2 separate regions of the Homo sapiens genome follow, and region 2 is linked to region 1. The links are chromatin loops, found by intact Hi-C in ENCODE. Cell type or tissue: HCT116. All regions are shown on one strand. Each heading gives the region's core, and the rest is flanking DNA. Links, peaks and the distances in the headings are about the cores only.

Region 1 (15,446 bases), core at 6,682-14,681:
CTCAAGTGATCCTCCCACTTTGTCCTCCCAAGGTGATGGGATTACAGGCATGAGCCACTGTGCCCAGCTGGTACTTTTTTTTATTTTAAGATTATAGTATTATCTGTCTCCCTATCAGCCATTTCATCCTCTCTTCCTTGTCAGGGAACTCTGATTTTGTTCAAGGATATAAGTAACTCAAATATTACATAGGGCCATGTGCAGTGGCTCACATCTGTAGTCCTAGCACTTTGGGGGGCCAAGGCAGGAGGATCGCTTGAGCTCAGAAGTTCGAGGCTGCAGCGAGCTATGATTGTGCCACTGCCTTCCAGCCTGGGCAACAGAGTGAGACCCTGTCTCAAAAAAGAAAAAAAATTACATAAGCAGAGTATGCGACAACAACAACAAAATCATAGAGACCTTGGCCTCTACTCTTAGGCAGATCCCAGTTATCTGAGTCAGCCATGGTGGTCTCATTCTTTTGCCAACAGTTGGTTTAGGAACCAGCATGTAACAGACTCAGTCCTGGCCCATGAGATGAATAGGGAACTCTACTGAGGGATTCAGGGAGAGTGGATCAGACTTCTAAGAAAGAGTCTGGAAGAAATGGCTCCTTTTCCCATCAGAATTTTTCTTTCTTTCTTTCTTTCTTTTTTTAAATTTTAAATGTGGGCCAGGTGCAGTGGCTCACACCTGTAATCCCAGCACTTTGGGAGGCTGAAGGCAGGTGGATCACTTGAAGTCAGGAGTTCGAGAGCAGCCCGGACAACATGGTGAAACCCCATTCCTGCTAAATGCACGCGCACACACACACACACACACACACACAAACACACGAAAAATTAGCTGGGCATGGTGGCATATGCCTGTAATCCCAAAATCCCAACTACTTGGGAGGCTGAGACATGAGAACGGCTTGAAATCAGGAGGCAGAGCTTGCAATGAGCCAATATTTGGCCAATGCACTCCAGCCTGGGTCTTACTCTAGGGAGACTCTGTCTCAAAAAAAAAAAAGAAAAATAAATTCTGAATGTGATGTCTGTTACAGTCCACAGAGGTAAAAGATACAAGTAGCAGGGCTTGTGCCCAAGTTTTAGAGTGACTGTACCTATAGCCTACAGCCAGTAATCTCTGTCTTCTTTATTGTGAGATAATAAAGCCCTCATTATTTACATTCCTTTTAAAATAAAATCCCACAGTATTGTATTGTAATTGATGCAGATATAGCAGGTTATTAAACCACAGCTAGATTAATATTGTCATGAATCACAGGAAATTTTAGAGGTCATCTGTCTAATACAGTTCTACTTTACATCCCTACAGTGGCAAGATCCCAGTTAGAATGTGGAGTTGGCCTCTGTCCCTGTGCTATTTACTGGCTGGGGGCCCTGCACAAGTTATTTAATCTTGCTCAGTCTCACTTTCCTTACATATTAAAAGGAAATATAGTTTGTGGGAACTAAGTGAGATAATGTATCATGGCTGGCATAGAATAGGCACCAAATAAAAGCTAGCTATCATGGTTATTTCCAGATGAAAAAGGCATGGTTTTTGCCTTCAATAATATTACAATTAAGGAGTATGGAAAAGACAAACAGCCATGAAACGCAAAGTAAGACCTGATGAAAACAACTGAGTCAAATCATGGGGGTAAAGAGAACATGTGCTGTAAGAGTTCAGAGGTGAGAAAAGCTTTATTTATTTATTTATTTTTAGAGACAGAGTCTTGCTCTGTCACCCAGGCTGGAGTACAGTGGCACGATTATAGCTCACTGCAGCCTTGACCTCCTGGGCTCAAGGAATCCTCTTGAATAGCTAGGACTACAGGCATGTGCCACCATGCCCGACTAATTAATTTTTTTTTTTCTGTAGAGACAGGTCTTGCTATGTTGCCCCGGCTACTTGTGAATTCCTGGCCTCAAGCAATCCTTCCACCTTGGCCTCCCAAAGCTCTAGGATTATAGGTATGAGCCACTGTGCCCAGCCCAGAGGTGAGAAAAGCTTAATGAGCAAAAGGGCATTTGGGATTATGGCTGATTTTTATGATCTGAATTTTTCAAATTCCCTGCAAAAAATATCTATTGCCTATTTAATCACATAAAAGTTATTAAAATAATGTGCATTCCTCAATAAATAAAGGAAAGAAACAAATCTCCAAATGCCCATTGCAATGTTTCCCTTTGATAGTAGTGAACAACCTGGAAACATCCTAAATGTAGGAATTAAATAAATTGGGCCACATCCATGTGGCTGAATATGTTATACATATACATATGTATGACATATAATATGTCATACAGTTGTTAAACAGCTGGGAATTGTGTACCAATATGGAAAAATGAAAAGAATTGCTTTGTTAGTGGTTAGACGTTGGATGGTTATTGGCTTTCCATCTGAATTTCGAGTTTCCATGATTACTACAATATTGTTTGTGCAATAAAACATTTAATAAAATCAAAGAAAATAAGTGTGAAATTTGACCCGAACAATGGGGCCTTTTGTGTAACATTCTTTGCTCTGGTGGTTGCAGGGGTCTGCCTATTTCTCCACACCCTGGCAGGTCCACAGCACAGATCCTTTGTCACCCTTAAGAAGGTGTGTGTGGAAGGCATGCGGCCTTGGTTGGCCAGGGCTGAGGACACCATCCCCTTCCCCAGTGGGTGGTGGGGGCTGCTTTCAGTGCCTCCTTGTCTGGAAGGGATATTAAGGCAGGAGGCCTGGCTATGGCTTTTTGTTTTTGATATTCTCTTCATTAGATGTTCTATACTGTTTGTAAAATGGATGCTAAACCAGGAGAAAAACAGGTCTACCGTGTTTCCTTGATCATCTGTGAGGGGCTCCGGCACAGGTGCTAGGTAGACAGGTAAAACGCAGCCATTTTCCTCTCACCCTTTCAGGGAAACCCTGCCATGCTTTCCTCCTTAGGAGTTACTTTTGGCAGGCCCGGGTCCCAAAGTCTAAGGGCCTGTGTATTTACTTCCCCTGAAGAGACAAGGGCCTGTAGCCCTCTTTTGGGGTCAGCGTCTGACACTAAACAGAGTCACTCATGGCTGTGACTTCCAGGCAGTGGACACGAGCTCTTCGGACTGCCAAGGCTGGCTCCAGCCACCCAGTTCCGCTTTTCTCTGGGGCCATCTGTAACAGTGCGGGGGGACGTGGGGTGGTCCCTGGGTGTCGCGGCGCAGAGCCCGGTCAGATGCGTGCCATTAGTGGAGACAAGCTCTGCATGGAGCTGGTGGCCTAATGGGGACCACGCTCGCCCTAATGCGAAGCAGCCGCCGCACCGCGGCCGAGCCTCTTCCTACTGGGCATGAGAGCTGACGAGATAGAACGGAAGAGCCACGAAAGGCCCTTTGATTCCAATACGAAACAAATTATTACTCCCGGAATGGAACAAAATAAGCCAGAGAGGAATCTCAAGGCCACCCACCATTCCTCCCTGCGAGGCTGCCGCCGACGGCCCCGGGCCTGCCTATCCTGCGATCTTTGGCGGGGACACGGAGACACGGCACTGAGGGGCTCCGGGCGACTGGGGCGGGGAAGTCGGAGTTCCTGGCCAACGGCCCGCGGGGGCCTGGATCCTTTGTTTGTTGGGGCACCCCAAGGTCAGTGGTCCTCAAACTTGAGTGAGGGAGCCTCCGCATCTCGTGGAGAGCTTGTTACAGGGCGAATTCCTGGGCCCCACCTCCAGAGTTTTTGATTTTGCAGGTGGAGTGGAGGTTGAGAATTTGCATTTTTTCAGGGAATGCTGGTGCTATCGGTCCAGGGAAAACTCTCTGAGAACCAGCTAGTAAATATGGAGATGGAAGCAACTTGGCCTTGAGTCTCCCACTACCACTATCCTGGCATTCAGATGGCTAAGTCCCAGAGAGGTCTGCAGTGGGTAAACTATCTAATACAGCCCTCCCACCCCCCACCTACGAAGTCAACAAGTGATGCATGTGCCTAGCTTCTTTCATCCCCTTTGGAGCCTGTTTTTGATTGGTCACTCCTGTCCTATAGTGAACCAACCAAGTCCCACCCCAAAACTCAGGGACTGGAATTTCCCAGCACCCTGGGCAGGTAAATGGGCAGCTGCCAAAGGCCTGTGAGAAAAAACTGGTAACAGCTTCAGGACTCCAGGCAGCCTCTCTGGGGGATGCTTCTGCTCAAGTTGCCTAGCCTCTAGAGAAGGTTCCTGGCTCTCTGTCACTGGCCTGGGCCAGCAGTCATTCCTGGCAAGAGGAGTTTGGGGGTGAGGGGTAGGGAGTAGGGAGTAGGAAGGGGAGACTGGTGGCTGGGGGGACAGTGGCAACAATTCTTGTTGGGGTAACATCAGAATTCCTGCCTGGCTTCTTGGAAACCATTCAGGGATCTAAAAGCCTGAAAGTGTTTCTTTTTTTGTTTGTTTGTTTTTTAGAGACAAGGTCTTGCTGCTGCCCAGGCTGGAGTGCAGCGGCACAATCATAGCTCCGCAGCCTCATACTACTGGGCTCCATGGATCCTCCCAAGTAGTTGGGATTATAGGCATGAGCTACCAAGCCCGGCCAGTGCCTAATTTTTAAATTCTTTGTAGAGATGGTGGGGGGCGGGGAGGGGGTGGTCTCGTTATGTTGCCCAGGCTGGTCTCAAACTCCTGGCCTCAAGTTATCCTCCCGTTTCTGCCGCTCAAAATGCTGGGATAACAGGCATGAGCCACCGCACCCAGCCATGTGTTTTAGGTGCAGGATGTGTGGGATGAGGGCTTCCCTAGAGTAAACCATTTGTTTTCAAACTTGAGTTTGCATCCGGATCACCTGGAGGCCTTCGTAAGACAGACTGCTGGCTCCACCCTAGAGTTGCTGATTCAGTGGGGCTGAGGTGGGGTTGAGAGTTTGCATTTCTAACAAGGTCCTAGGTGCTGCTGATGATTTGGGTTCCACACTTTGAAAATCACAGCCCTAGACTTCATTTGGGATCTCCAAGCCCTCTCTATAGTTTCAAATGTCATGGTATCTGTCCCCAGCCCCACTCTCTGGACATCCTCCATCAGTCACTGGTCTTTGTGTTGATCACCTTTCTCCGCTTTTGAAAAGGCAGTTTGGTCTTGTCTTGTGCTGCCTGTGCTCTCTGGTTCTGGAAGCAGGAAACAGCTCTCAGGGTGATTCAGCCATGGGAAGAGCAGCATCCCTCATACCCCACCCTCATTCTTGCACCCAGCCAGGCAGGACAGCTCCCTTCTATTTGCTGCCATCCCTCACCCTCTATAATTGCTTGAGTCCTAGCCCTGGGTTAAGCTAAAAAGAATAGACAGCTGAGGAAAGATCCCTTTAATAGGCACCTTAGTATCCATGCAAGGCCAAGCCTAGAGGGGTTGCTGTTGCATTTCTCCCAGTGACAAGATCTCTGAAGTGATCCTTCTTTTTTTACCTTGTGCTTTGCACATCATAGCTATTTATGAACTATTTGTTGATTGACTAATTGCTTAGGGAAAACTATAAGGAAGGGAAACAAAGCAAAATAAAGATATTCTTCAAGGCTGCCATGCACTAGGACAAAGTTTTGTTTGTTTTTTTTGAGGAGTCTTGCTCTGTCACCCAGGCTGGAGTGCAGTGGTGCCATCTCGGCTCACTGCAACCTCCACCTCTTAGGCTCAAGCCATTCTCCTGCTTCAGCCTCCCAAGTAGCTGGGACTACAGGCATGCACCACCATGCCTGGCCATTTTTTTTTTTTTCATTTTTAGTAGAGACTAGGTTTCACCATGTTGACCAGGCTGGTATTGAACTCCTGACCTCAGATGATCTGTCTGCCTCAGTCTCCCAAAATGCTGGGATTATAGGCATGAGCCACTACACCTGGACTAGGACAAAGTTTTCATCAGTGTTTGCCAGCTTGACTGAAGGGGTAGAGTTTATCCTCTTTGGCCTCCAGAAAATGTGTCAGAAGCTCCTGGGTGGGAACCCTGAAGCACAGGCCTGTGGGCAGGGGCAAGCAAGATCAGTGTAATTCGGGTTTTTTTGGGGGGGCTTTGAGACTACCCTGGCAAGCTGGAGACCCTGGAAAAGAAGGGGCTGGTGGTCTATAGGGGCCTGAGGGTCAGCTGAGGCCATGCGGAGCCATCCTATGTTCTGGTGCCTCAGGATTTCCAGAAAGGCAAGTTTTTTACAAAAGGAACTTAACATAACATTTATGTCAAGAAGTTTAGAAAATGTCAAATGTGAATAATCATGGCATTTGAAATTTGGACTAGGGTATGTACAATTTAGATGAAAATAAGCCATGTGCAAACCATTAGATTTTAATAATTTTTCTCTTCATTGGATATTTTGAAGCTATATCTTTAGCAAATGGCTAAATTGGCTGTAGGTTCCCTATTTAGTTATTGCCATGGTTCTTTTTTTGTGGGGGACAGAGTCTCACTCTGTTGCCCAGGCTGGAGTGCAGTGGTGTGATCTCGGCTCACTACAACCTCTGCCCCCCGAGTTCAAGCAATTCTCCTGTCTCAGCCTTCTGAGTATCTGGGACTACAGACATGTGCCACCATGCCCGGCTAATGTTTGTATATTTAGTAGAGACAGGGTTTCACCATGTTGGCTAGGCTGGTCTCAAACTCCTGACCTCAGGTGATCTGCCTGCCTCAGCCTCCCAAAGTGCTGTGATTACAGGCATGAGCCACTGCTCCTGGCTGTGGTTCTTAACCTTAGCTGTACATTGGAATCACCAGCATTGCTTAAAAAAATAATCTCAATACCCTGGCTACACCCAAGACATGGAGGTAAGACACAATATTTTTTTTTTTTTTTTTTTTCGAGATGGAGTCTCCCTCTGTTGCCTAGGCTGGAGTGCAGTGGCGCGATCTCGGCTCACTGCAAGCTCTGCCTCCCGGGTTCATGCCATTCTCCTGCCTCAGCCTCCCAAGTAGCTGGGACTACAGGCGCCCACCACCACACTCGGCTAATTTTTTGTATTTTTAGTAGAGATGGGGTTTCATGGTGTTAGCCACGATGGTCTCGATCTCCTGACCTCGTGATCCACCTGCCTCGGCCTCCCAAAGTGCTGGGATTACAGGCGTGAGCCACCGCGCCCAGCCAAGGCACAATAGGTTTTTAAAGCCCCTGAGGCAATTTTGTAGTGCAGCTAGGATCAAAAATCCTTGAGCTATTGATTGAGTGGTTGGACAGGCTAGACTGAAACAAATGACTTCCTGGGGTGTCTGCTTAGCCTCTCATGAGTGCCATGACTGCCCTCTTCCCACAAGGAGCGACCATCAGAAGCTACCAGCAGACCCTCTTCCTCAGCTCCAGTTGACAGGACTGGGGTGTATCTCCAGGACAGTACCTGACCCAGGATACCAATCAGCTTTCTCACACAGGAAGATTGAATTGACACTCAGAAATTATAGCTGTCGCTGGAGCTCCTCTCTCAAATGGAGCAGAGGAGAGACCTGACCAGAGCAGCAGGAAAAGTTGGTTCTTGCCATCACCTCAGCTCCTGTTGCAGCATAGCCCTTCAGGGAGTCTGGCTACCACCCTGCCTGGGTCTCCAGGGGTCACTCATGAATCCTTATAAAAACACCCCCCACCCCAGCCACCCGTTTGGTTTAAAGCCAGCTCTAGTGGGTTTATGTTACTTGTGACCAAAGAGGCCTGCCGTGTGCACAGACAACAGCCCATCAAAAGCACATAAAAACAAATATGTATTCACTTCCCCCACCACAGTTACACCCAAGCTCTTTCTCATTCCATGTGGTCCCAACGGAAGACTGTTTGGAATCTGCATTTTCTGGAGGCCACCTGGAGAAACCTGTTTTCAATTCAATTGAGAACTGCAGTGATTCCCTAATGTGGCTCCACAGGCTTCTTCAGAATCACCTGGAGGAACTACAGATACACACAGATTGCCAAGCGCCATCTCCAGAGGCAGAAGCTGTTTAGTTTGAAGATGATCTTGAAATCTGTGTTTTAAAAACTTTTTTCCATGAAATTTTGATGTGCAGTTGATTCTACTGGGATCAGGCTGGTTGGGTTAATTTTTTAAAAAATTAAATTCCTCTTTAACTGCATCCTAGATGGAGGTGGTGTTGCTATCAACCTATCATTTCTGGGAGATGGATTTTGGAGGCATTTTGTCTGGGAGATGGATAAGGGCCTAGTCTGTGGATGAACTAAACAGAGCCCAGTGAGGTTCAGGCTCGTTGGAGTACATGTAAACATCAATCAGGCCAAAGGGACTTTTCCAGGTTGGCTGCTTGAGCTGGTCAAATGAACCAGATCATTTACTTTGCCTTCTGAGCTCTGTAGACACAACCAAAAGAATAAAAAAAGTGTGTGTGTGTGTGTGTGTGTGTGTGTGTGTGTGTGTGTAAGGCAGCAAATATACCTTTTACTCTAGAAACAAAAATATCATTTCTGACCCAACAATAGCCGGATCCTTGTGAATGAAGGGTTTGCATATTTTCCTGTTTTAACGGTTCTAGTATAAACAGCCCAAGCCCAGGCCTGATTGTCAGAAGGTCCTGAGCAGCCCAACCAGAATGCTGGAAATGACTCCTTCAGCCCTGAGGACCTGGATCCGGCTTAGTGCCAGGATTTGAGCTTGTGTTTAACAGTAGCAATGGGGTCAGAAGTTGAGGGAGAGGGCAATTGCAGTGGTCCCCAAGACCACAGCTAATGCCAGAACAACAGCAATAGCAGCTGCAGAGCCAAAAGAAGCAGTAGCTATGGTGTATTGATAATTTATCTGTACAGCCCTAGGCTAAGTGTGTCATTTGTTTGAATACTTACAAAAGCTTGATGTGGTAGGCATTATTATTCCAATTTTTAGAATGAGGTTCAGGGAAGTTGAGCAGCTTTTCTGAGGTCACACAGCTTTTAAGGGGAAGACCCAGGATTACATGAAGGCATGTTTGACTCCTAACCATTACAAGACACTGTACACAGTAGCCCAGGTCACAAACATCATCTTGTGTGCCAGTTGGGGATACAGGGCTTTGGTCCTAGAAGCAGGCTAGGACAGCTCTTCAGACACATTGCTGGTTCCTGCCATCTTTCAAGATGTCCCTCTCACCACCCCAGCTACACTGGTCTCCAGCAGAGGGAGATGGCTGGCAGCAGGGGCTAGAAGGCCCTCTTCTAGGTCAAGGCAGTCCCTAATATCTGGGTGGATTTTTTGTGTCCTGAGAATGGGACCATGACTCTCTTTGTTAGGCTAGCAAAAGACTCAACATTGGCCAGGCATAGTGGCTCATGTCTGTAATCCCAACACTTTGGTAGGCTGAGGTGGGTAGATCTCTTGAGGTTAGGAGTTTGAGACCAGCCTGGCCAACATAGTGAAACCTCGTCTCTACTAGAAACACAAAAATTAGCTAGGTGTAGTGGCGGGCGCCTGTAATCCCAGCTACCCGGGAGGATGAGGCAGGAGAATTGCTTGAACCTGGGAGGCAGAAGTTGCAGTGAGCTGAGCTGGTGCCACTGCACTCCAAGCTGGACGACAGAATGAGACTTCATCTCAAAACAAACAAGAAAAGAACAACAACAACAAAAAATTAAAAAGAAAGGCTCAACATTTATTGATCAACTACTGATTATATGATTATATATTAACTGATCCAGACGGATCCAGAGAGTGTGGCTTAAGGAGACTTTCCTGGGCCTAAAACAGATAATTGGTGCTGGTGTATAACAAAATTATGGTTCATCCAAAGGATGGATTATTAAGCAATAATTGAAAATCATTTTTCAAAGAATAAGATATGGAGAAAAACCCTATGGCGAAAGGTTTAAACAAGCAGGATACAAAACTGCAAATTTTATGTATATTTGTTAATTATGGAAATTAGGCTTATTTTAATTGAAATATATAAATAAAAGACTGGAAAGATGCCATCGAAATGTTAACCATGGTTACCTTGTGGGAGGAGGGATGGGATTATTGTCGCGTTGGTGTTTTTTGTGCATTTTAATGTTTTATTTTCCCAATTTTCTTCAGTTTCAATTATCTTTGTGAGGGGAAAAGTGAAAATGTTAAAGTCCTAATACATAGCACTGGAAATGCATAGATATGATGACTGAGTAATTTTTACCCCACCCTGTCTAGAATGGATGCAGCAGGCAGAAGTGTCTCTTCGCCTCACTGCCTAAAGTTTATTTCAAGGGCAAGAATGGGGGCCTCTGGAATCAGTTCTGTCTCGGCAGAACCTGAGCTAGGCCTGTGCCGTGCGGGTAGGGAGCAGCCCCTTCCGGTCGTCGAGGCGCTCTTAATTTGGTTGGAGAGACAAGTGCACTACAAGAAACAGAGGCAGCCAAGCGCCTGGGCCACCATCAAGTAAGGTTGAAAAGGGGAGGGCAGGTAGATCGGGACCCGTGGGCGCCAATCAATGCTATGGTGGCGGAGAGTAAAGGGGACGAACACAGCCTGGGGCCATCCCCGGAGTCCCCCAGCGTCCGCCTGTGGCCGTGCCTGGTTGGCCGCGGATCCCGGCGGGCGCCGCAAAGCGGCGGGATTGCCAGCGCAGAGCTCCGGCTCTCTGCCTTGTCCCTGGGTCCGAGCACCGGAGCCTCTGGTGTCTGCGGGGAGAAGTCTCGGATTGAGAAATACGGGAGGGTCTCGTCAGTGGCTGCAGGTGCGGCAGCCACTCTGGGGACCCAGTGAGAATGGGGTCGCCTGGCTCTGCGCGAACCCCTCACGTGGGTGCAGCTCCTGAGCCGCCGAGGGAGGCGGTGGTAATGTCGCCCAGTGCCAGCAGAGGGCAGCCTCGAGGCCGTGAGCCCGAACGGCGACCTCGCCAAACCGCGGGCTCCCTTCCAGCTCCCGGATTCTGCGGGGTAGAGGCGGCCTTGGAGCCCAGAGACCAGCGACCTCAGTCTGCAGGAGCCCGGCGCAGAGGCCCAAGGGCACCCCCGGGATGTGGTCAAGCTACAGCCCTTAGGCAGCCTCACTCTGCGACGGCAAGGGCTTAGAGGGTGGAGGGGGACCAGATGCCTTAGGAGGGGTTAGAAAGCCAACGCACACAGGGAATTTGTTTTCAAGCAACAGATTCCAAGCATGTGGAAACCTTTTAAATGATGCTGGTGAGAGCTATGATAGTTTTCGCATTCTTGGCGAGGGAAGTCGGAGGCTAGTAGCGGGATGGCTCCTGGGCGCGCGGGAGACAGAGGGACCAGCGATCCTTGCTGGGGGCAGAGGGACTGTGGACCAAGGATCCAGACACACTTAATTGGGGATTCCAGTCCCGACTGTGGCCACTCAACTGGCGTTGAACTTGAGCAACTCACTATACCGCTCTAGCCTCCGACTAATCACTTCTGTAAAATGGGCATTGTGGGCTCCGAGTCTCGTAAGGGCGCTAGGGATTCGAGACAGCAGGAATTTCCTCACTGCTCCAGCAACCCTGGGTTCCTGGGTTTGTAGGTGGGCTGAAAGGATCCTTTCATCGCACGTTTGCCTGGCGTGGCTGCTTTAGAGACCGAGGCCCGCCAGGCTTTGCAACCCAGTTGCGCGTGGTCAGCCATGGCCTTGGAACCGCCGGGATCGCCTCAGCGGCACTCCGGCCAGCTCCCGACTTCCCGCCCTGGGCACTAGGGTCACCCAGCTCCAGAAGATAGTGCTTATCAGCACAGGAATTGAGACCCCACACCCGGCGCAGTGGGTCTCCCAGGAAGCCTGGCGAAGAGCCAAGGCCCGCCGGACCTGAGGTCGCCTGGGGCGCTAAACAGACCCATCTATGAGCACATTCGGCCAACACACCCAAGTTCAACAGTGGGCGGGATCTTTGGCTGGCCTCGATCTCTCTCACAGTGTGTGCAAACGGGTACCCATTAGATTCTTTTTGCTTGTTTCCTCATCTGTAAACTTTGAAAGGAGAGTATTTCCCGGGGTGATTCTGAAAATCATGCCAGAACTGAAAAGGCCTGTGTAAATGCGAGGTGTAATGATGACTTATTAGAAGCAGCCAGCCCTGTACGTGCCTGTAGGATAGATGCTAGAACGTTCTACAAATGTGTGCACATACACATCACGTATGTGTGAAGGTGCACACCTGTCCCTAGACACTTGACAAATGCACACACGTATGCGTGTACCTCTGGCTGAGAGCAAAGGGGCTAATACAGGGCTCATACAGGACATCATCCTGCAGTCTTGTGCGTGCACAGTACACACGCGAGCACGACTGTCTGTGCCTGGAGACACCGTATGGCACCGGAGGAGCTGCTCAGCCGTCGGTGCCACCTGGGAAGTAGGGTTTCGGGTGCTGCTCTGGAGCGCGGGAAAGTCCGGATCCGGGTCTGCTGGTCAGCGCTTCGGCGCCGCCGGGCTCCTTTATCTCTCATCCGCCGGCCGGTGAGCGGCTCCAGTTTCAAGACCCCCGATCCTGCCGGTGAGGGGAGGGAGCGAGAAGGAGTGCGCTCCGGGCCCAAGAGGCTGCAGGGCCCCACTCCCCAGGTCTGTCGTCCTTCCTTTATCTCCTCAGGTCACACCCCCACTTAAAATAAAGAAGGGTGCCTGACTCATTCAGGTCAGGGAAGTCGGCCCCCGGGAGCCTCCTGCCCTCACAAGCCATGGTGAAGGGAGGCGAAGCCAGGGTTTGCCACGGCCTGGGAGAAAATGCGGCTGCAGGGTCTCTTTGGGCTGCAGCGCTGGCCCGGGGCCCCAAGACTGTTAAGGTGTGTGTGGGAGGCGCGCAGTGTGGCTACCGAAGAGCCCTCCATCACCGCACCGGCAGGCCGCCGGGCTCGTCCTCCTCTCATGCTTCCAAGGGTTCTGAGCTGCGCAGCACTCGCATCACCCAGAAGTGTCTGTGGAGAAAACGACCTCAGGTGTAAGCCCAAGGCTGCTGCCTGCAAAGGCAATGCCGTGGAGACTGGGTTCCACAGCGACCTGGGTTTTTAAGTCACCGAAAGCTACAGGGCAGGGTCACAAACACTCTCCCGCCTTCTCTGCAGAACCGTGCGGCTGACAGGAGAGCGTTGCGCAGAAAATTCGAGGCCGGGCGCTGGAGGAGTCTCCGCGGCCCGGAGAAGGCACAGAGGCGCCCCTGAGAGGCGCAGCTGGAACAGGCGATGCACGGGTTCGGATCTGGCCGGCCAACCGAGCCCAGCGGTCGCGAAAACCAGAGTCGCCACAGAGGTTGAGCACGATTCCATTTCTGGGGATCGGGTCCGGTGGGGAGCCACTGTCCCTAACGCCTCCAGAGACTTTAAGTAGGACAATATAATGCTGGTAGGAGCAAGGTGCAAGGAATTTAGCGGCAGAAGCCTTTCGGGGGGGTGGGGAAAGGCAGATCCGTGCCTCGTCTGAGCCTGGGGGTGGGGACAGCCCCTGGCCTTGTAGCCCCTGTTCCGGGGATCAGCTGGGCCCACCTAACCCCCCTACATGGGGTTGAAAGGGGCCAATGGGACGGCCCCGCCGCCCCTCCCTCGGGATTCCACAGGGCCCTGACCCGGCCTTTATCTCTGCACGGTCAGCAGTCGCGGGGGCTTCAGGAAGGAGGACAAAGGCCCGGTGTCACCGCGGGCGGGGGCTCGGTTTCCTGGCTCTCTGCTCACACTCACAGCCTTTAGCGGTTGTTGGGGGAAGATTTTTAAAAATATGTGTCGAATTTCCTTTTTTTCTCTTCTAGAAACAAACAAACAAAAAAGGCAAAAGGCGAATTCCCCTTCACTCCTCGTCCATAGAGATTAAAGTTTCCTGGGATCCTGCCCTTTTTTTTTCTTTGACTGCCTAGAAATACTTGTTCTCCCTTGTACATAGAGGAAAATGCGGGGAAAGGTTTTTTAAAACTCGGTTTCATACTATTATTATTACTAAGGACAACCGGGCAGGCTGAGGTCCCAACGTGGATGATCCGAGTTGGCCTCGCGCCGGGGCTCTGCAGCCACTGCCCTGTGCGCTCAGCACCTCTGGGGGCGATCAGGGCCCCTGCGCTTCCGCCCGCCGCCCGGCAGTCGAGAGCACCCTGTGCCCAGACTGGCCGACTCATTCTCCCCCGAATTTTGTTTAGAGCTGGCAAGGGGGACTTAGCTCGCGCCCCAAGACCTGGGCTTGCAGCGCCGCCAACAGGCCCGGGGACACGAGGCGCTCCAGGCCGGGGTCTTCCCGGCTGCTGGCCCCTCTCGCTCCCCACCCGCTGGCGGCGCCTCGGTCGCCCGCAATTGACCCAACCCGCTTCCTGCGTTTGCCCCTCAGGTTTCCCGTTTCTCCACAAAGGCCTAGGGGAGCCTCGCCCACAGGCTGACCCTGCAACCTCTGGCCCGGTGGCTACCTTCTGCTTTTCTGAAAAAGAAAAGGAAAAAAAAAAAAAAAAAGAAAAAATCAACCAGTCGAGGGAGGCGCGTGAGGACTGGAGGCGCCAGCCGGACAGCCTATGAGTAGGTCCCTGGGTCGGTGCCGCTTCGCGGGTCAGCACGGCCTTTCTCAGAGAAAACCTCCTAAACGTGTGAAGACCGCTTTGGGGGAAGCGAGAGGGAGGTTGGAGGAGCCCCGGGCGGGGTCTCAGCGCCCACCAGCTGTGCCTTCAGGGCTTGGGTGTTCGCTGCAACGGCAACCGCGTGAGCCTCACTCCCACGGCCAAGGGGCTAGGGCAGGGTGGATGCAATCGCGTGCGCCTGGCCCCGGAAGGTGCTCGCAGGGGGTGCCTGTGGCCAGCTGGGTTAGGAAGTCAAATCCTAGAAAGTTATTACTAAAGGTTTTTTTTCCCCCTTCCTTTCTTCTTTCCTTTTTTGCTTCCTTCCTTCCTTTTTTTTTTTTAATAGGGGAAGGGAAAAAACATTATTGAACATCTACTATAAACTGGGCACTTAAAAATTAGAAAATTTAATTATTTTAATAATTCTGATACACGCACGTATTTCTGTTTTATAGAGGAGAACACTGAAATTTGAATGGGTATTTTGCCCAAGGTTACATAGCTGTTAAAGAGGACACCAGGCTCCAACCCAGTTCTTCCTGACTAAACAGGCCAGGTCTTTGCCTCATGCTGCACAGGCCACCTCCGCGAAGTGACAAGATCCCAGAACATGCTTTTCACAGCTCAGCACCAAGCCTGTGCGGCAAACAGCCTGTGCAGCAGCAGTTTCTGTGGTACAGAAACAAACAAAAAAGGCAAAAGGCACAGCTCAGACTGTGCTTCCTTCTTCTCCTGGGAGGCTCTCCCTTACTACTCCTGGGAGGCTCTCCCTTACTACGCAGCTCCCTTGAGCATCAGTGGCAGCTAGGCTCAGCTGCTGTCAAGTCTCCTTTAAAAATTTCGGAGGCCATTTGCCTCACAGATACCTGGAAGACCTCTGGTTGGTCTCTTCTCTTCTTAGGACCTGAGATTCCTCAAATGTAATGTAATTTTGGGTTCCTAGACCCAAGACACTCTTTTTATGACAGCTGGGAGTCCTCTCTCCAGAAAGTGGAAAGTTGCTAAGACTGCTCGGTTTTAAGAATCCTTAATTCCTGGTTGTCCCGAAGGCATGGGGCTCTTAGTCCCATCCTTTCCCCATCTTTTCTATGGGTCCCACAGTCT
Region 2 (15,446 bases), core at 3,038-11,037, 180 kb after region 1:
TGGCCATGCTGCTCAGTCCTTGGGTTGATTTCTTTGAGCTCCAGCTTCTCTGAGCATCCCCTCTGCTGTCCCCACATCCTGATAGCCCCTCTGGGAGCTGGGGCCTGGCCTTTCTGCCCATTCTCAACAAACACTCTTGTCTGGAGACAGGCAGGACAATGGAGAGCTACCTTGTCCTGCTGCTGCCCCTGCCACCACAGCTGCTTATGTGTGACCGATGGGGTTGAGAGGGGCAAGAGTTCTGTGGAGAGAGTGGAGGGAAAGAGTTTTTTTTTTTTTTTTTTTTTTTTTTGCTATGCACAGTTCCTCCCAGCAACCTTCCCTCTCTGACCAATGGGGCCTCTAGGCTCTGCCCTTCACGTTGGGGTCTTCCCCCACCTCCGGCCCTTTGGTTTTGATATGGCTAGTGACCAGCACTGACCACCATCCCAAGCTGGGAAGAGCAATTGGTGAAGAGTGTGTGTACTATTTACTTTCTTCACCCTTGCCCCTTTATTCTCAAGGTCTTTTGATTGTGAAGCAAGGCCCGAGGCCTTGACTGGTGAGATTAGCCCGGGAGGTGGTGGCTCCCTCCTGCTCTCTGTGGTGAAAGCCAAGCACACTTTCCTAAAACCAGCGTCGGAAGCTGTGCTGTAGCCTGTAATTACTGACATGAAGGTCCCCACACAGAGTCTGGATGGAGGCTGCCCTGGAAGCAGCCCCGGGCTGGGAAAGGGCTGAGTGTCAACAGGCCTGTGTTTGAATCCAAGTCACCTGTGTTCTCTGACAGGTCACTCAGTTCCTCCGGCCACAGCTGCCCCTCTGTGAGATGACATAACACTGCTTACCTCTTGGTGTGGCTATGAGGATTGATTGGGCTGATGTGTAGAAAATATGTAATGCAGGGCTTGTCCTGGAGGTGATGTTAGGTAATGGTGAGGTGGATCTTCCCTGTGTGGTCCCTCCCTTCGTGTGCCCCTGCCCAGCCTCTTGGCACCTCCTGTTTACTCCCCGAGCCCCCAGATTCTCACCTTTGCCCAGAGCCACATTCGGGCTTGTCTTCCTCTTCCATGTCCCCGCATGCAGAATCCTCTCTTTCTTCTGCCAGGGTTCTTCCTCTCCAAGCCCTCCTCTGAACCAGCTATCCCTCTGGAATGCAGCTGACCAAACAAATTCCCACTAATGTAACTGGTAGTATCTTAGAGGTGAACTCTCCTGTGGGCATTTTATTTGTATCTTAGAAGAATTTTTGTTTTAAATCTTATTTTTCCCAACTGGCATATAGTAGGGTGCTCAATAAAGGTGGGTTGCCTGAATAAGTGAAAGAACCTAAGGAACAATGTCTAATGGTGGAATTTCAGTCATGTCTTCATGCTTTCAGCCTCTCTGCAAACATTTATTTTGTGTGCTAGATACTGGAGATATGTTGCTGGATAAAACAGCCACAGTCCTTGCCCTTTGGAACTTCCAGTATAGTGGGGACAATCAGTTAATAAGCAAACAAACACATTTCTATTTATAAATGGTGATAAAATTCCTTGGCTAAAAGAATATTGCAGAGTCTATGATACTGTATAACAGGGGCTTCTAATTAAATTTAGGGGATCCTGATGCCACTTAGCAGTGGGATTTCAGAGGACCTTTCAGAGGAGCTAAGGTAAGATGAGATGGAGGCAGAGTGGGGCAGGAAAGATGGCTTAGGGGCCTCTTTGGGCTTTGTGACACTCCCTCTCAGGCCAAGACCTCCAGCCTGTGCCCCGGGCTCTGCCCACATGGTGCCCCTGCCCTGGGAGCCCTCACAGTTTACTATGGGGTCCAGCACTGCAAGCTGCAGGGGCTAATGCCTAAACTCCTGGTGCAGTGGCATGCCCCACTGCAGGCCTCCCCGAGTCTCCAGGCTGCACATTTCACCCTGGCCTGCCTATGACCTGCCCAGCAGATGTCCATGGTGCTCCAGAGGAAGAATGGGTCGTCCTCCACCCACCCAGCGTCTTTTTAAGCACTTGTCATGTCCGGCTTTGATTGCTGTCCTAGATAGCCAGCTTCTAACCAGAGATCAAACCTCTTCGTTCATGCCAACGTGAACAGACATTAGACAACAGACCATTACTTGAAAATACATCTCTTCTCATCTTAGCATTTAGCCAGGGATCACTGGCAGAGTCTTTAAGGCTGTCTCTCCCGGCCCTGAGGGTCAGGCTGCTTGCCACCTCTGCAGCACTGTTCCTCTGCCCTTTAGGCTCTTTCTTCTCCTGCTCATCTGTCAGCCTGTGGCCATGTGACAGGCCATAGGAGATTTTCTAGCATTTTTCCTGTTCTTGTCTGTGCTGCCTGTAGGCTCCTCTTTATGGAAGCACCACCCAGATTGCTTCCCATCTTCCTCCCTCAAGCCTTTGCTAGTCATCACATCTAAGTGGGTAGGACCTGAGCTTTGAAGCCTGGGTTCTAATTAGAACTGGGTTCTAATCCTGTGTTGAGCACTCGCTAGCCTTGCAAGTGGTAAAACAGGGTAACCACATAATTTAGCATCTCAAGTAGAATCCTTTTGAGAGTGAATTTGACAGAGATAACAGGTATAAGCCAGTGCTGTCCTGGGCAGTGGGAATCTGCTCATCCTTCATTATGTACACAAAGGAGCAACAGCTTCCCCAGATAGGTTTTTTTGGGGGCAGGAGCTGGTTTGGTCTCATCTGGCTCATGGTTCCTTCCTAGTGTCCTGTGCTGGTCACTGGGGGCTATGAGCTGAGTGGGACTGGGCCCTTGCGCTCTTGTCCTTCGCTCCATGCAGTGGGGTCTGGCAGCGCCTGCCTAGGGCAGAGCAAGGTGGAGGAGGTGGGCTGAGAACCCAGCATGTGCGGCAGCCCCAGATGAGCTCCCAGGTGCCCCTTTCTGCTGATAGAGAAGGAGGTAGGAGGGACTGAGTGGAGGGGTGTGAGCTGGGTTAACAGATATGCCGCTTGAGTCTGGTTAAGGGAGACTGGTGCTGTAGCAAGAGACTGAGGCCCGGCAGATCCCAGAAGCTGGGGGGCTGCTGTGCCTGCCATGGGCCACTTCAGACCTTTGGCCTTTTCCTCTTGTAGGGGTCAGGTGAAAGCCAGACCAGCACTTTTTCCTGACATTAGGGGTCTGAACTGCTCCATCCCCCGCCTTCTAATGCAGTGGGGCTCCCTGGGTTTCCATCCTGGGCAGTGATATTCCCAAGGCCGAGGGCAGGCAGGGGGCTGGGCCCCAGTCTGGTTTCAACCTGCTCAGCATCTGGGGGCTGTGCCCAAGGCCCAGGGCTCACTCTGACCCCTACGTCTGGAAGCAGGGCAGAGCGAACCTGATCTCAGGGAGTTATCAATGGGAGAAGCAGCCACCCGAGATTGTGGGGGAGAGGGCAGTGGGACTAGCCGGCTTCTCCCAAGTCTTCAGTCGCTGTGAAAGCCTTCAGCCTGGGCCAGGAGGGGAGGTTCAGCACTCCTCCAGCAGCCCAGCCTGCTCTCTCTGCCAGGTGGCATTTAGATCTGAAGATAACCCTCAAGGGACTCTCAGTGATGGAGACACACCAGGGAGTGAAGTTGGGAGGATGAAATTTTACTTATTCCTGCTCCTCTCCAAGGGCAAGCCTTGTCCCACAGTGGCTGTTGCTGAACACACTGTGTCATCCCCATCTCCATGTCTTAGCAGTGGCCGGATACCATTTGCCTTAAATACGTTCCCTTTTCTGCCCATCAGTCAAGGCCCAACTCTAGGCCTGTCTTTCTGGGAGCTCTTTATGCCTTTCCCAGCCCAAAGCCTTTTTCTGCTTGGAATTCCTCCTGGAATGTGTGTCCAAATGATACAGCATTCGGGCCCATGGCTTGTGCACATCCCTTGCCATTCCATGAGGGTGTAGTTTCCATAGCCCCACAGGAGCCTCCCACAGCACCAAGATCCATACCCACAGCAGTGAGCAGGGACCAGACCCAGTGCTGACTGTGGCATATGGGAAGCCCCAGGATTAGAGGGGTCATGGGCAGAGCTGTGGGCTGGGCACATCCTCAAATGGGACCTCTCAGAGGTGCCTGTGCAACCTCAGGCCCCGTGCTTGGAGGGGCCAGATTGTTTTTATTCTGTTCAGCATTTGTCACTTGACCAGTTGGCTTATGGGGTTGGTAGCAAACACAGCCCCATCCTACCCAGTGCACTGAGGAATGAACCCACCCTGTCCCAGTTCTCCAGAGGGGCCATTTGTCCTCCTGGACCTGTGCTTGCAGTGCCTCTATTGTGGTATCAGTGGCATCAAGTTGGCCAGCTGCTCTGCCCTTGAGAAAAGGGTCAGATCACAGGGGTGAAGAGCAACCTTGGAGAGTGATGCTCTGGCTTTAGAGTTCAGGGTTTCTTGGTATAATTAAAGGAAATTAGTTTGCTCTGTATGGGTCAAATATAGGCATATTCTCATGATTGTCATGTTTCTTTCTCCCAGCATTTATCAGCTGCCGCTTATTCATTGCCTTGATTTTCTTCAAAAGACAACTATAATCATTCAAAAATTCCAAGTTGGGTCCAAAATGTCAAAGGTAGGTATTGGACTCTGCCATGTGCCAGGTCATATGCCTGAGTCTGTGTCCTTCAACAGGCTGTCCTTATGATGTTCAGCAGGGCTACAGCCAGGATGCAAATGAGCTCCCGGAGCTCCTCATCTAAGAGTGTGAGGAGTGCTAGGTGGAGGAGCTGCTCTTAGCGGGGCAGCCCAAGCATTTCTTAGCATAAGCACTTCTGGGCCACCTGGAGCTTAGACCATCTGTGTCCTGGTCTCTAGCCCCTCTCTTGCCACGGAAATGGTCTCCTGTACAGAGTGCTTCAAGTGTGAGGCAAGCAAGGAACCCTAGCCTGATCCATTCGGAGCACGACCTGCTCTCCAGGCCTCACTTTATATGACAGATGGTGGTGATGGACATGTTCATTTGAAAGGCCAGGGGGCATGGTGATTTTATTCTGCCTATATCTGCCATTATTTCTCCTGGGAATACCCCCAGAGTATGCCTACTTTCAATGCTAACACACCGCAGACTGATTAGAGGAATATTGTTGACTGCTTTTGGAAAAGAGGAAGAAAAGCACATTCCAGAGGATACATACCTCTCTTGATATCAAAGTTTTTCCTGTGAAGGTTACCTTGGTTAGATTTTGGTTGGAGAGTTGAAGACATTTCAGTCTACAATGTTGTAAAAGGCTTTAAAAAATCCTCTTGTGGTATGTTTCCAATTTAACACTGAAAAAATATTTCTATTGTGCCATATATAGTGTAACTTAAAACCTAATAAAAGCTCCAAATTAGGGTTGAGCAGAATGGTTTGAATTAAGTTCAGGTAGAGGCAAGGACACTGTATCTGTAGGCTGGGGCTGCTGGCTCTCAGGCCAAAAGGCAGGTTCACACTGGGAGACTGGATCTGCCAAGTCTAGAGAGGAATTGTCTCTTCTGCCAGATTCTGATGCTCTTGGCCCTTGGCCCACAGGACTTTGATGCTGTTGGCACCTGCCCCCGGCGCAGGAAGGGCCTGGCTGTTGCTGTTCATGTCATCTTGGTTGCTTTGCAGGTTTCTCACTGGGGCCGACTTTATTAGATTTGCTGGTTACGTTTTCACTTTCAGGAGGTGTCTTTCAGCTTTTGCCTAGCCACGAAGCTTCCTTTTGAGAAGCTGCTTGTGTTCTGGGCCCCCACCCATGCAGCGAATGAATGAGCGTTGAAGTTGAGTTTGGACGTGGTTGCTTCAGTATCCAGCGGTCCTTCCCTAGCAACACAGGCCATTTAGGAGCACCACCTAAGGCTTCTTCCCCTTCCTACAGGTATGAAGAATGGGCAGGGTTTCATTTCCTCTGCAAGCAGGCAGCGTGGCTGGACACTGTATTCTGGAGCCTGGGGTGTCATCATCCTCAGGCTGCAGAATCAGCAACACTGTTCCATCTCCTCCTGTTCAGCCACAGCAGCCTCCTGGCTTCCAGGGCCTCCTTGTCCCTTGGCTTCCTTACAGAAGCCCTCTGTGTACAGCTAGTCTCCCAGACCCCTGGGAAAAGTCTCCTTTGCTGAGGAGGGATTAGTAATGCTCTTCCTCCTCTTAAAGTCCTCTGCCATGATCAGTGATAGTATTTCTGCTCTGTTACACTGGCTGGAAACATTTGAACCTGAAAGCATTAAGTTCTTTTTTTCCTTTTTTTTTTTTGAGATAGGATCTCACTCTGTCACCCAGGCTGGAGTGCAGTGGCACGATCTCAACTCACTGCAACCTCCACTTCCTGGGCTCAAGTGATTCTCCCACCTCACCCTCCTAAGTAGCTGGAAATACAGGTGTGCATCACCATGCCCAGCTTGAATTTTTTTTGTAGAGATGAGGTTTTGCCATGTTGCCCAGGCTGGTCTCAAGCTCCTGAGCTCAAAGTGATCCTCCTGCCTTGGCCTTCCAAAGTGCTGGGATTACAGGTGTGAGCCACTGCGCCCAGCCTGAAAGCATTAAGCTCTGACAGATCTTCCCATAGTCTCTAAAAGGCAAGGAGGGGTTCTCCTGCTTGGGATCCTATGTTGTATTTAATTATTTAAAAGGATGTGGTCTTACCCCACCCATGTAAGAGGGATGGGGCAGAGTTCCCAGTGTTGAGGGAGAGGGACTGTCTGGGTTTTCCATCCCCTGTAGGGTTGAGAACTATCCTGGCCTCTAGCAAATAGCCTTCCTGACCATCTTAGAGCTGTGAACCTCCTTGGTGCTGCTGGGATTTTTCAGGCATCACAGCCAGAGACCTTCTGGAAAAGGCTGTTTAATCTTCACAGCAACCTAGTCACAAAGACATTCTCCCATTTCACAGAAGAGTAAACTGAGGTTCGGATGTAGGAAACTACAAAACTGGGGAATAGCTGAGCTAGAATCTGGCTAGAGTCCTCCCCATGTTTCCTGGAAATGTGTGACTGAGTCAGAGACCATATGCTGGGGTAGAAGGGGCTGTAGCAGGACCCCAGGGGGCCAGAATTTCACAGGGCTGAAGGCAGAGAGCAGGGATTTGGGGATGTGTTGTAGATAGAGGGATGGTGGTGGTTGGGCCAGTTAGCCTTGTGTACAGGTGCGAATTGAGGGGGGCAGTGAGACATCCCAAGGTAGACAGAGTCTCCCGTTATTGCTTATTTTGTATTTTTCTTCACAAGAAGCAGCCACAACTTTCACATCTCTGGATCTTAAGACCATCTCCCTGGGGCTCGCGGAGGAAACCTGTGAGGGCAGGACAGACCCCGGCTCCCACTAGATGGCACTGTTGCAGGACGTTTTCACCCCGGAGCTCTTCTCCGGGTGTGTGTGTGTGTGCACGCGTGAATACCTGAGCTGGACAGAGAGCGTGGGTGTGGTGTGCGTGTGTGTGTTGGGCAGCCCTGGGGTGGGTCTGGCAATGCCCTGGCCCACACTTTGTGCCTCCACTTCTCTGGAATTTTTCCTTAGGACAGAAGTTTCTGCTTCTGAGACATCTTCCAAGGCTTCTGTGGGTCCTGGGTTGTGGGCACCAGATGCCAGGGAGTTATGGAGTGACCAGGACAGGTCCAGCTTGCCTGATGGTCCAGACATCTGTGGGAGACGAGTGAGTCCTGAAATCCAGCCTCAGAGACACTGCAGAGCCCCAGCAGGCCCCACACCTGGGTGGGGCAGTATTGGAGGATCCTGATGAGGACAAGCTTTTAGGGTCTTGAATGTTTCTAATACAAATAGTTGTATTTATTTGTACTGGTTGATTGGTAGTAGCTACTGGAGTGCTCTGTAGAGAAAGCTTCTGAGGCTGGGTCTGTCTTAGAAGGAAAGAATGCTGTTGTCAACCAGTGATGTCTGCCAGAGGCTTGGGACAAGAGTAACACCCATGATATAGATTTCTTCCTTATGTAAGTGATAACTTATATATGAGGATGAACCAGTATGTCAGAGAATCCTAGATATTTAGGACGTTAGAAATTATCCAACTCTATCCAACTCACTCATTTATTTCATAACTGGAGACATTGAAGCACAAATAGGCAAAATGAGTTGCCCAAGCCCACCTGGGTAGTAGCAGAGAGAAGAGTAGAAGGCAGGTTCTTGACCACCTTCTGGACACACCCTGCCTGTGTCCTTCTGGACACACCCTGCCTCTCCAGTTGGTCCAGTTCCATGTTCAGACAATGTCCTAAATACCAGATTAACTTATTTTATCTGTTGTTTGGGAGTCTTTACACATGGTTGCCAAGAGAAAGCCTCAAGTGAAGAACTGTTTGTGTTTTTATTGTGTCCCCAGAAGATTCTGGCTAGGGCAGATTTGTAAGGCTGAAGCTTGGAGAATAAATCTTAAGAGAGAAGAAAGGAAAGAAACTGGGCTCTGGATATTTGGGAGAATACAAGAACAGAGACATGGAATAGATGTGGTTAAGGGTGGCAGCTCCAGTTAAGTCCAAAGAAGCAGGCTGAGCAGACCAGGAAGGTCTGGGTTAGAGGTAAGGAAGCCTTTCCTGAGGGTGCAGGGAGCTGCCTCTGGCATGGGCGGCCTCACAATCCCTTCTGCACAAGTGGACCCAGTGGGAACCTGCAGAGCCCTGCTGAGTAGAGGAGTTCTTAGGAGTTGGAGCCAGGAGCTGCAGGTTCCAGCTCATCTCACACAAAGTGTGTCATGGGCTGTGCCTGTGCTTCACTTTCCTTCCTGGTGCATGGGGTTAGCCACCTGCTACTGCATGATGCAGTGAGAGTCAAAGGAGATAACGGTGGTCAGTCTGTGTGGGAACAAAGAGTTGATTTAAAAGCAAGCATGGAGACTTCTCCTGAGGCCTCTGTGAAGCGAACCGTAAGCCCTGTTTAACAGTCTTTTTGTTTATAGATTGGACAGTGTGGACATGGGTGTGTACCATAAGAGGGAATAACATTGAATTACTGGAACTGTCCTGTTGGGAGTAGCGATGAGCTGCGTTAGGCACTCTATCTCCTTTCATTCTTCTAATAATCCAGTGACACATATAGTATTATTATCCCCATTTTCCAGAAGAAAAAGCTAAGGCTCAGAGAAGTCAAGTTGCATGTCCAAGAATATGCACTCAGTAGGTGGCAGAGCACTTACCCCACCTGCCTGCCGTCAGGGAGGCTGCCATCTGTAAATTAGTCTGAGGGAGGACTGGCATGAGGTCACCTTGTCCAGGACCTTGTACCCATTTCCAACTGTATGTATCATCTGGACTTACCACAGGTGTCTGTGGGTGAATAAAGACCTAAAGTTTACTTCTGGGTGGGTATCATCTGTGTGTGTTTATGCACCCATGCACCTTAGGAAAGGGTGGCCAAGGTAGAATCCAGAACAGGGAGAGAAATTGTATTAGGGCTCTCCAGAACAATAGCGTCAATAGAATGTGTGTGTGTGTGTGTGTGTGTGTGTCACACACAGTGATGTGCTGCGTAATGATGTTTCAGTCAATGGTGGACTGCATATAGGATGCTGGTCCCATAAGATTATAACGGAGGTGAAAGATTCCTATTGCCTAGTGATGCTGTAGCCATCATAATGTCGAAGCACAATGCATTACTTGTGTGTCTGTGGTGACACTGGCATAAACAAATTATATAATATATACAAATTATATATTATATATGAAATTTATATATAATATATAATATATATAATATATTTAATTATATTTAAATATATAATTTATATATAATATATAAAACAAATTATATAATATATAAAAATATATATTATAGTATATTATATATTATACAATATAATATATTATATATAATATATAATATATTATAATATATAAATATATAATATATTATATATTATATTATAATATACATTATAATATATATAATATAAATTATATATAATATAAATATATATAATATATATTTATATTTATATATTTTATTTATTTTTTTAAAAAATATATATATTTATATATATTTAAATATAAATATATAATTTTTGTATATTTATATTTATATATTTATATTTATATATAATATATAATTTATATAATATACATAATTTATATAATATATATAATATATTATATAAATAATATATAAATATATAATAAATATATAATATATATTTATATATTATATATTATATATTTTAATATTTTTTTATATTTTATATATAAAAATATTATATTTTTATGTATATTTAAATATAAATATATAATTTTTATATATTTATATTTATATATTTATATTTATATATAATATATAATTTATATAATATATAATTTATATAATATATAATTTATATAATATATATGTAATTTATATTTCTATAATATATAAATATAATATATTTATATATAATTTATATATATAATATACATAATATAATATATTAATATATTATATTATGTATATTATATATATGAATTATATATAATATAATATATTAATATATTATATATATTATAGATATAATATATATAATATAAATTATATAATACATATAATGTATATAATTTATATATATAAATATATATAAATTATATATTACATATAATTTATATATAATATATTATATATTATATATATTATATTATAATTATATAATTATATATTTTATAATATATATATTATATTTATATTTTATATAATATATTATATAATATATATTATAGAAATTAAAAAATATATGTATTTTAATATATATATTAAATATATAAAAAATATAAAATATATATTTATAATATATATATTTTATATATTTATATATTTATTAAATATATATAAATATATATTAAATATAAAAATATATAAAATAAAAAATATATATATTTATAATATATATAATATAATATATATAATAATTATATATAATAATTATATATAATAATTATATATAATATAATATATTATATATATTGTATATAATATATATAATATATTATATAAATAATGTATAAATATATATTACAAATATATATTATATATTTATATATTATAAATATACAATGTATATTATATATTATAAATATATATTGTATATTTATATATTATAAATATATATTGTATATATATTATAAATATATAGTATATATTATAAATATATATTGTATATATATTATAAATATATATTGTATATATATTATATATTATAAATATATATTATAAATATATATTATATATTATAAATATATATTATAAATATATATTATATATTATAAATATATATTATAAATATATATTATATATTATAAATATATATTATAAATATATATTATATATTATAAATATATAATATATATTATAAATATATATTATAAATATATATTATTTATATATCATATATAAAATATTATATATTTATATATTATAAATATATTATATATTATAAATATATAATATATTTTATAATATTATATATTTTCTATATTTATATATTATATAAATATATATAATATATAATATATAATATATAATATAAATATATAATATATAATATATAATATAAATATATAATATATAATATATTATATAAATATATATAATATATTATATATTATATATAATATAATATATTAAATGTTAAATATAATATAATATAATATAATATATATAATATATAAATATATATATTTATATAATATATAAATAGAAAAAAATAATATATATAATATATAAATATATATAAATATACATAGACACACATACTGTGCAGCGATGCAAAAATATTTTCTATCTTTATATTCTTATTTTGTAAGCCTTTTTCTGTTTTTAATTTTTTTAACCTTTTAATCTATTTTGTTAAAAACTAAGACACGAACACACGCAAAAGGTTAGAGTCACCAATATCACTGTCTTCCACCTCCACATCTTGTCCCACTGGAAGGTCTTCAGGGGCAGTAACATGCATGGAGCTGTCATCTCCTACATTAACAATGCCTTCTTCTGGAATTCCTCCTGAAGGACCTGCTTGAGGCTATTTTACATTATATATAATATACACAGTTTTTTGAGATGGAGTCTCGATCTGTCACCAAGGCTGGAGTGCAGTGGTGTGGTCTCGGCTTACTGCAACCTCTGCCTCCCAGGTTCAAGCAATTCTCTGCCTCAGCTTCCCGAGTAGCTGGGATTACAGGCACCCGCCACCATGCCTGGCTAATTTTTTTGTATTTTTAGTAGAGATGAGGTTTTACCATCTTGGACAGGCTGGTCTTGAACTCCTGACCTCATGATCCACCTGCCTCGGCCTCCCAAAGTGTTGGGATTACAGGCTTGAGCCACTGCGCCCAGCCCAATCTAAGTGTTATTACAAAAGCGTCAAAAAGTTAAAAAATTGAAAAGTTTATGAAGTAAAAAAGTTACAGTAAGCTAAGGGTAACTTATTATTGAAGAGTGAACAGTTTAAAAAATAAATTTAGTATAGCCTAAGTGTACAGTGTTTATAAAGTGTACAATAGTGTACAGTAATATTCTAGCCTTTCACATTAACTCACCACCCACACACTGACTCACCCAGAGCAACTTCCAGTCCTGCAGGCTCTGTTCAGGGTAAGCAAACATTTTAAATCTTTTATAGGGTATTTTTACTGTACCTTTTCTATGTTTAGATACATAAATTCTTACTGTTGCATTACAATTGCCTACAGTATTCAGTGTAGTAACATGCTATACAGGTTTGTAGCTAGGAGCAATAGGCTATACCACATTGCCTAGATGTCTGATACACCATGCAGGCTATACAATCTAGGTTTGTATAAGTACACTCGATGCTGTTCACACAATGATAAAATTGCCTAATGATGCATTTCTTTAGAAGTATCCCTGTTGTTAAGCAATGCATGACTGTGTGTGTGTGTGTGTGTGTGTGTGTGTATGTGTATACACATACACACAGGGGGAGAGAGAGAGACAGACAAGAGAGAGCAAGTAGGCTGCAGGCTAAAGACCCAGGGAGGAGGTGATGTTTCAGTTGAGTCTGAAGGCAGTCTGCTGGCAGATTTTCTCCTCCTTGGGGGATGTCAGTCTAAGGCCTTCAACTGATTGGATGAGACCCATTCACATCGGGGAAGGTAATTTGTTTGATTCAAAGTCTAGTGATTTAAATGTTAACATCATTCTAAAAATACCTTCACAGCAACAAGCAGACATGTTTGACTAAAGATCTGAGTACCATGGCCCAGCCAAGTTGACACATAAAATAAACCGTCACAGAGACTAACTGACGTCTCTCCATCCTGGTCATTGGAAAGCTTAGGAGCCTCTTGTTTGTGGACCATGGGTGGGCAGTGGGGAGATTTCTCCTGCAGACAAAAACCCAGCATGCTGGCTTCCCCCTGCCCAGCACAGAGCTGAGCCATACTCATGGGTCAGGAGGAAGAACCACTCACAGGGGCATGCACACTGTAAGGTCCCCTGGACTGGGGCTGCTGTCTTGGGGGTGGATGGGGTGGGTGGTTTGGTGGAATATCCCTCTGGATCAGCAGAGCAGCAAATGCATTCCTAGGGAGCCCCACTCTATTAATGGGATGTCCAAAGGAGACTCCTGGGTGTTGGCATGACCCGCAGCCCTTTCTTCTTCCCAGAGAGAGTTAACAGTACATAGGATTTCTAGACCAGGAATGTCTTCTTTCCAGAATGTTCTCAAGCCTTTCCTGTCAGTAACTGTTCATCTAGTAGAGTTCCTGCAGGAACCTGCAGGCTCTGGTTACACCCTTGTGGGAACTGGCTGGGTCCTCCAGGTAGAAAGGGAGGCGCTGAGGAGTGGGGAGAAGCTTTAGTCGTGGCATCTCTATGGAGCAAGGAGCCCTGCAGTCTGGCTGCCTAGACCAGCCCAGTTTCTTTGGTTCTCTGAGCCCAGTGAAGACAGGCCTGGTCACACAGATGGCATGTCTTTGACCAAAGGCTTGATTGTGTCCTCATCTGGCAGAGACCAGCACAGCCCACCAGTCATCTCGTCATCTGTTTCTACCTCTGTGAGCTCAACTCACGGAGAAAGGGTATGGTAGCATGGGGAACCCTGGAACACATAGAAGGGAGACATCTAGTGCAACCCAGGGGTTCAGGGAAGGACATTTGAGGAGACATCAGGATAGTACCTGGTGAAGTTGTGTGTGTCTAAGTGTCTATGTGTCCTTTGCAGAGGTCCCAAATTAAGACAGAATATGGCCCAGTCAAGGCCCTGCAAGTGTTCAGTGTGATTGGAACCTTGAGTCGTGGATGGAGGCAGTGGGAGGCAGCACAGAGAGGCAGGTTCTTAGCCTCGCAGGTTACAGGCCAGGCTTGTGAGCAAGACTAAGGAGTTCAGACTCCATCCTATGGACAGCAATGGGGCAGCTTTAAGTTTTTGAGAGCTGACAATATGGAATGGAGGGAGTGAGGCTGGGGGCTGGGGCCATGAGGAGGCTGTGGTCGTTACCCGGGTGACTGAAAGGAGGACTGTGGCCATGGAGGTCAGGTGGAGGGTGCAGAACTGGATGCCACTGACAGGATGTATTGGTTGGATGATTGAATGTGCAGCATGATGAGGAGTGAGGGGCCAAGCATGATGGAGGCCAGGTCTCTAGCTTGGGGGCTACTTTAATGGAAAGGCCACCACCTTCTTCAAAGGTGTTGGGCTCCCCTTTTCTGAGGCTCCCATCCAGTTCCCATGAGCCCCCTTACTGTAATAGCCCATCACATGAACTTGAACTTGGCTAGGATTGCCCAGTGCCATTGTCAGTTTCTTGGCACACAGCCCCAAGGTCAGCCTGAGATTGGGGGCCTGGCCCAGGGATGAGTGGGTGGGAATGTGGTGATGGGCAAGTTCAGCTGAGGCTGCATAACTCTGCCAGGGCACTGGGGCCGGAGACTGGATGCCCTTTGCAGGGGCTCAGACCTCTTCCTTGACTCCTGGTTCTGGTGCCCCAGGGGTTGTTGCATCTCCCAGAAGGGGGCTGACCTGGCTGTTCTCAGAGATATTTTCTAAACTGCTACCTTGTGGCTGCAGTCTAAAGGTTGGCAGTTACATGTCAGAAAAATCTGCATGGAGTGCCTACTATGTGCTTGGCCCTGTGCTGGGTTCTGAGTGAGAGAGGGAGATGCAACACCTGTGAAGTGTATAGGGAAACCAAGCTGTGAGGCAGGATACACTAGGAGACCAACTGCTGACACCCAGTGCTCAGAAGTGTATTTGGTAGCAGCTTAGGAAAGGGGAAAGGCAGTGTGGACCAGAGTTAAGGAGGTCTCAGGTAGGAGGAGCAGCTTAAGTCTTGTCCAATGCTCATATAAAGTAAGGGAAAGGGAGGTGTTGTCCAGGATGGGGGAATGGTGAAAGAAAGGCAGGGTCCAGGAGTGAGCAATGAGAAGAGTGGCTACATGTGTGTGTTTAAATTGCACAGGTCTGGCATTGCTTCTTTATATGTTCTCTAAAGTCTACAATGTACAAATTATGCATTTCTGGTTCTAATGGGGTGGAGGGACAACTGGGTACATTTTCCCTTTTGCATCATGAGTTGAGGCAGACAGCTTGGTTTTGCATGGGCAGTG

Evidence for each region. Hi-C counts contacts between places; a loop is a spot of excess contacts. Peaks named below come from ENCODE experiments on the same cell type or tissue, not always from the same donor. Only the 100,000 strongest peaks of a DNase experiment are listed, where the experiment ranks them.
Region 2: a loop joins it to region 1, with 7 times the contacts of the local background. A loop is called at or near these places in 14 of 110 quality-filtered maps.

The regions. Positions count from the first base shown.
Region 1 is chr3:138,925,705-138,941,150 of GRCh38, forward strand. It overlaps LINC01391 (long intergenic non-protein coding RNA 1391), which reads right to left. Exons shown (of 3, transcript NR_121649.1): 3 at 9,485-12,732. Among named protein-coding and RNA genes, the nearest start is that of LINC01391, 11 kb to the right of the region's middle. RefSeq lists an enhancer at 10,543-10,837. In HCT116, for the core only: a CTCF peak has its summit at 10,670 (motif pointing right); DNase peaks (open chromatin) are centred at 10,307 and 10,689; H3K4me3 peaks cover 1,417 bases; H3K27ac peaks cover 1,240 bases.
Region 2 is chr3:139,104,786-139,120,231 of GRCh38, forward strand. It overlaps BPESC1 (blepharophimosis, epicanthus inversus and ptosis candidate 1), which reads left to right. Exons shown (of 3, transcript NR_026783.3): 1 at 1-1,636; 2 at 4,427-4,520. Among named protein-coding and RNA genes, the nearest start is that of BPESC1, 8.3 kb to the left of the region's middle. In HCT116, for the core only: CTCF peaks have their summits at 7,231 (motif pointing right) and 8,865; DNase peaks (open chromatin) are centred at 7,216 and 8,896; H3K4me3 peaks cover 631 bases; H3K27ac peaks cover 827 bases.